Linked DNA regions of Homo sapiens: region 1 is linked to region 2. Evidence: chromatin contacts called from ENCODE Hi-C or POLR2A ChIA-PET data. All regions are on one chromosome and are shown on one strand. Each heading gives the region's core, a stretch centred on a gene start or an enhancer-like site at or near the end of the contact. The rest is flanking DNA. Distances are from core to core; before and after follow the strand shown.

Region 1 (2,700 bases), core at 109-2,608, 66 kb after region 2:
CCAGGCATGGTGACTCACACCTCTAATTTTAGCACTTTAGGAGGCTGAGGCAGGAGGATCACTTGAGTTCAGGAGTTCAAGACCAGTCTGGCAACACAATGAGACCTCGTCTCTATTAGGAAAAAAAAGAAAGAAACAGATGGAGACATTCCTTTTTCTACTTGCTTTCAGAAATAATACTTTTTTTTTTTTTTTTTGAGATGGAGTCTTGCTCTGTCACCCAGGCTGGAGTGCAGTGGTGCAATTTCGGCTCACTGCAACCTCCACCTCCTGAGTTCAAGCGATTCTCCTACCTCAGCCTCCCAAGTAGCTGGGATTACAGTCACCTGCCATCATGCCCAGCTAATTTTTGTATTTTTAGTAGAGATGGGGTTTCGCCATGTTGGTCGAGCTGGTCTCAAATTCCTGACCTCAGGTGATCCACCTGCCTCAGCCTTCCAAAGTGCTAGGATTACAGGCGTGAGCCACCGCGCCTGGCCAGCTTTTTTTTTTCTTTTCTTTTCTTTTTTTTTAAGCAGCAGATTGAACTAGCAGGCACAAGATTCTCCCTTATCTCTTGAAGATTAGTTTACATTTTATTTGTAAATAAAATTGTGAGTGATGGCTTCCTGTACACATTCAGCAAATACTGCTGATGGGTACATAAGAGCTGTTGTTCTTATGTAATGTGTCATTGAATAATCTAGTTCTAATTTAATTTTTCTCTACAATAGGTGTCTATGTAATCTGTGCCAATTTTAGTCCTTTAAGGTCAAATATACTTTATTTATTTTTATTTCGTTGAGATGGAGTTTAGCTCTTGTTGTCCAGGCTGGAGTGCAATGGTGCAATTTTGGCTCACTGCAACCTCTGCCTCCCAGGTTCAAGCGATTCTCCTGCTTCAGCCTCCCGAGTAGCTACAGGCATATGCCACCACGCCAGGCTAATTTTTGTATTTTTAGTAGAGACGGGGTTTCACCATGTTGGCCAATCTGGTCTCCAACTCCTGACTTCAGGTGATCCACCTGCCTCAGCCTGCCAAACTGCTGGGATTACAGGTGTGAGCCAGCGTGCCTGGCCAAGGTCAGATATACTTTAAAATTACAATTATCAGAGCCTTGGCAGTTTTAAAAAATGGATGTCTCTGCTAGACAAGTTGATTTTTTCTACTGTTCTGATTATAATGTCTATATTGTAGGTTTTGAAGGGCCATGGCTTTCCTGCCTGTCATTCTACCCAACATAGCTGTGGTGTCCCCATTTCTAGTTGCCCTAAGGCACCTGTTTGCTTTTGCAATCTGGCTTCATACACGTCCAGCCTCGTGGTGCTAGATTACATCAACCACATCAGAAATGTTTACTCAGTGACTGTTCCTTGATCTGCTGCTGACTCTAACATGACATCTGAAGTGGAGAGAGAGGCAGACCAAAGTGGTACAATGTTCATGGGCATTGGCAAATCTTATTTTTTTTTCCATTTTGGAGAATGTACTTCACCTTTCTCTGGGCTTTATTATCTGTAAAAAGACAATAATACATTCCTCAGAGTAGTATTGTAAGGATTTAGTGAAACAGTAAAAAGGTACAATTACTCATTCAGTGAAGTATAGCTACTGAAAGAAAAAAAATCATATTTTGCCATACATTTATACATTTCCTTTCTATGATATAATATTTGGTCTGAAGCATAATTCTAAACTGAAGCTAATTTCTTGGGATCCTGGATTTTTTGTTATGTTTTTCTTTTTCTTTCTTTTTTTTTTTTTTGAGACAGTCTCATTCTGTCACCCAGGCTGGAGTGCAGTGGTGTAGTCATGGCTCACTGTAGCCTCGACCACCCAGGCTCAAGTGATCCTCCCATCTCAGCCTCCTGAGTAGCTGGGACTACCAGTGCATACCACCATGCCTAGCTGATTTTTTGGGTTTTTTTTTTGTAGAGACAGGGTTTTGCTATATTGCCCAGGCTGGTCTTGAACTCCTGGGCTCCAGTGATCCTCTTGCCTCCGCCTCCCAAAGTGACAGGATTACAGGCATGAGCTACCGTGCCTGGCCTGTTATGTTTTTCATATACATGTTGATATTTCTTTCTTTTCTTTTCTTTTTTTTTTTTTGAGGCGGAGTTTTATTCTTGTTGCCCAGGCTGGAGTGCAATGGCACCATCTTGGCTCACTGCAACCTCCACCTCCCTGGTTCAAGCGATTCTCCTGCCTTAGCCTCCCAAGTAGCTGGGATTACAGGCATGCACCACCACACTTGGCTAATTTTGTATTTTTAGTAGAGATGGGGTTTCTCCATGTTGGTCAGGTTGGTTTCCAACTCCCGACCTCAGGTGAACCGCCTGCCCCAGCCTCCCAAAGTGCTAGGATTACAGGCATGAGCCACTGTACCCAGCCAGATGTTGATATTTCATTTGCTATGTATTGCTGAGAAAGTTAACATCAGTGATGGTTTTGTTTAGGAACAGGTTTGTTTTTTTGAAGATAGACTTCTGGAATTCACAAAACCTGTTAATCTGTATATTGTAATTACAGTACTTCTTTTTTAAAACAAATGTTTAATTAAAAACAAACAAACAAACAAACAAACAAAAAAACCTCACTTTAGGCCAGGCTCAGTGACTCACACCTGTAATCCCAGCATTTTGGGAGGCCAAGGTGGGAGGATTGCTTGATGCCAGGATTTGAAGACCAGCCTTACAACATAATGAGACCCTGTCTCTACA
Region 2 (2,700 bases), core at 34-2,533:
AGTGACATAAAGAGTCCCAAATAGTTGGTTCACTTGGAACCAATAATGTGTCCCTTGGTGGAAGCATTCTTCTCTTGGAAATAAAGAATGACCCGTAAGGCCAGGCACAGTGGCCTTCACCTGTAATCCTAACACTTTGGGAGGTCAAGGCAGGAGGATTGCTTGAGTCCAGGAGTTTGAGACTAACGTAAGCAACATGGCGAGACCTTGTCTCTACAAAAAATTAAAAAATTAGCTGGGTATGATGATGTGTGCCTGTAGAGTCCCAGCTACTTGGGAGGCTGAGGTGGGAGGATCATCTGAGCCCAGAAATTTGAGTCTGTAGTGAGCCAAGATTGTGCCACTGCACTCCAGCCTGGGAGATAAAGTGAGACCTTGTCTCAAAAAAAGAAAAAAAAAGATGTAAAAAAACACAAAAATATTCAGGAGCAGGAAGCAAAACTTAGGACTACTAAATTTAACAGTGAGAGGAGCTATTCCAACTTGTACCACTTGATTCCTGGACCTGTATTCTGACTATGAGAGAAATATTATTTTGATTGCTGGTTCAAAGCACATGCCCCATCACATAGAACAGACTCCAACTAACGGGGTGTTTTCACCCTGGAAAAGGAGCCTAGTCTTCTCAGAAATGGGAGAGAAGCGTGATTCCACTTGCAATGGGTATTCAGGGCCTTTGGTGTTTCTCAAGATTTTTATATTCTTCCAAATCCACACAAATATCCCCAATTCTCAGCCAGCTGCAGTGGCTCACACTTGTAATCTCAACACTTTGAGAGGCGGAGGTGGGAGAATCGCTTAAGCCTAGGAGTTCTAGAGACCAGCTTGGGTAACACAGGGAGACTGTCTCTACAAAAAAAAAAAAAAAAGGAAAAAATGTTAAAAAAAAAAAATTGGCCAGGCGCTGTGGCTCACGTCTGTAATCCCAGCACTTTGGGAGGCCGAGGCGGGTGGATCATTTGAGGTCAGGAGTTTGAGACCAGCCTGACCAAGCTGGTAAAGTCTACTAAAAATACAAAAATTAGCTGGGCGTGGTGGCCCTCGCCTGTAATCCCAGTTACTTGGAAGGTTGAGACAAGAGAATCACTTGAACCAGGGAGACGGAGGTTGCAGTGAGCTGAGATCTCGCCACTGCACTCCAGCCTGAAAGAGCGAGACTCTGTCTCAAAAAAAAAAAAATTTCTCAAGGTCTCAGTTCTCAATTTATGCCCCAGTTTCCACATGAGAAAAAAGGGAGAAGCTGGCAGGAACCAGCAGGTGGCACCAAAGGAAACCTCTGGCTGCCCTCGCTGCTCATTAGCGTTAAGACACTCCCATCAGCCCATGACAGCTTACAAATGCCAGGGCAAGGACCCAAAAGTTACCGCCCTTTTCCTAGAAAGTTCTAAACAACGCTCTCCTCAATTTGCATTAACCCACTCCTTAATTTGCATATAGTCGAAAGTGGGCATAAATATAGTTCCCAACAGCCCGTACTCTGCAGAGGCTGGGGACACTGCCCATGAGTTATCCCTGCTCCACAAGGAACAAGACCATTCAATAAAAGATTGTCATCTGATACTACCGGCTTGCCCTTGAATTCTTTCCTGGAGGAAGCCAAGAACATTCCTAGGCTAAGCCCCAGTTTTGGGGGTTCCTTGTCCTGCATCAGCTTCTAAATCAGTTTATCATAATTCTGCAACCTCGGCCAGGCACAGCGGCTCACGCTTGTAATCCCAGCACTTTTGGGAGGCCGAGGAAGGTGGATCACCTGAGGTCAGGAGTTTGAGACCAGCCTAGCTAACATGCGAAACCCCATCTCTATTAAAACTACAAAAATTAGCTGGGTGTGGTGGCACGTGCCTGTAATCCCAGCTACTCAGGAAGCTGAGGCAGGAACCCAGGAGGCAGAGGTTGCAGTGAGCCCAGATTGTGCCATTACACTCCAGCCTGGGCGACAGAATGAGACTCTGTCTCAAAAATAAATAAATAAATAAAAATTTAAAAAAATTAATTCTGCAACCCAAACCACCAAAACTTGGGTCTTTATTAGTCCTATGGCTACCAGAAACCAGAGTTTGTTTGTTTGTTTGTTTTTGAGGTGGAATCTCGCACTGTCACCCAGGCTGGAGTGCAATGGCACCATCTCGGCTCACTGCAACCTCCGCCTCCCAGGTTCAAGCGACTCTCCTGCCTCAGCCTCCCGAGTAGCTGGGACTACAGGTGCCTGCCACCACACCCGGCTAATTTGTATTTTTTGTAGAGACGGGGTTTCACCATATTGGCCAGGCAGGTCTCGAACTCCTGACCTTGTCATCTGCCTGTCTCGGCTTCCCAAAATGCCAGGATTACAAGTGTGAGCCACTGCACCTGGCCGAACAAATTATTACTATTATTATTATTTTTTTTGAGATGGAGTTTCTCTCTGTTGCCCAGACTGGAGTGCAGTCATGCAATCTTAGCTCACTGCAGCCTCTGCCTCCCGGGTTCAAGAGACTCTTCTGCCTCTGCCTCCCGAGTAGCTGGGACTACAGGGGCATATCACCAAGCCTGGCTAATTTTTGTATTTTTTAGTAGAGATGGGGTTTCACCATGTTGGCCAGGGTGGTCTCGAACTCCTGACCTCAGGTGATCCACCTGCCTCGGCCTCCCAAAGTGCTGGGATTACAAGCATGAGTCACCGTGCCCGGCCGGTCATTTCTTTTTATACCATTCTGGTAC

What was found. A loop is a pair of places that touch in the nucleus more often than their neighbours do. ChIA-PET counts read pairs that join two places held with the same protein, here RNA polymerase II (POLR2A). Pooled maps may share reads with other maps.
Region 1: a pooled map shows a loop between it and region 2 (2.1-fold over the local background). The contact joins two enhancer-like sites. A Hi-C loop is called at or near these places in 26 of 168 maps with a recorded cell type or tissue (A673, B cell, Caco-2 and 18 more), 26 of 37 single-sample maps with no recorded cell type and 28 of 50 pooled maps. POLR2A ChIA-PET finds 5 or more read pairs at or near these places in 14 of 52 experiments (A549, AG04450, H1 and 10 more).

The regions. Positions count from the first base shown.
Region 1 is chr13:95,313,234-95,315,933 of GRCh38, reverse strand. No RefSeq gene overlaps it. Among named protein-coding and RNA genes, the nearest start is that of ABCC4, 13 kb to the right of the region's middle. Within about 2 kb of position 1,358, at least 3 of the 41 ENCODE cell types and tissues checked have a DNase peak (open chromatin) inside an H3K27ac peak, as active enhancers do.
Region 2 is chr13:95,379,439-95,382,138 of GRCh38, reverse strand. The region is part of intron 1 of LOC124903193 (a long non-coding RNA gene); the gene reads left to right. Among named protein-coding and RNA genes, the nearest start is that of ABCC4, 79 kb to the right of the region's middle. RefSeq lists an enhancer at 1,037-1,086 and a silencer at 1,367-1,416. Within about 2 kb of position 1,283, at least 3 of the 41 ENCODE cell types and tissues checked have a DNase peak (open chromatin) inside an H3K27ac peak, as active enhancers do.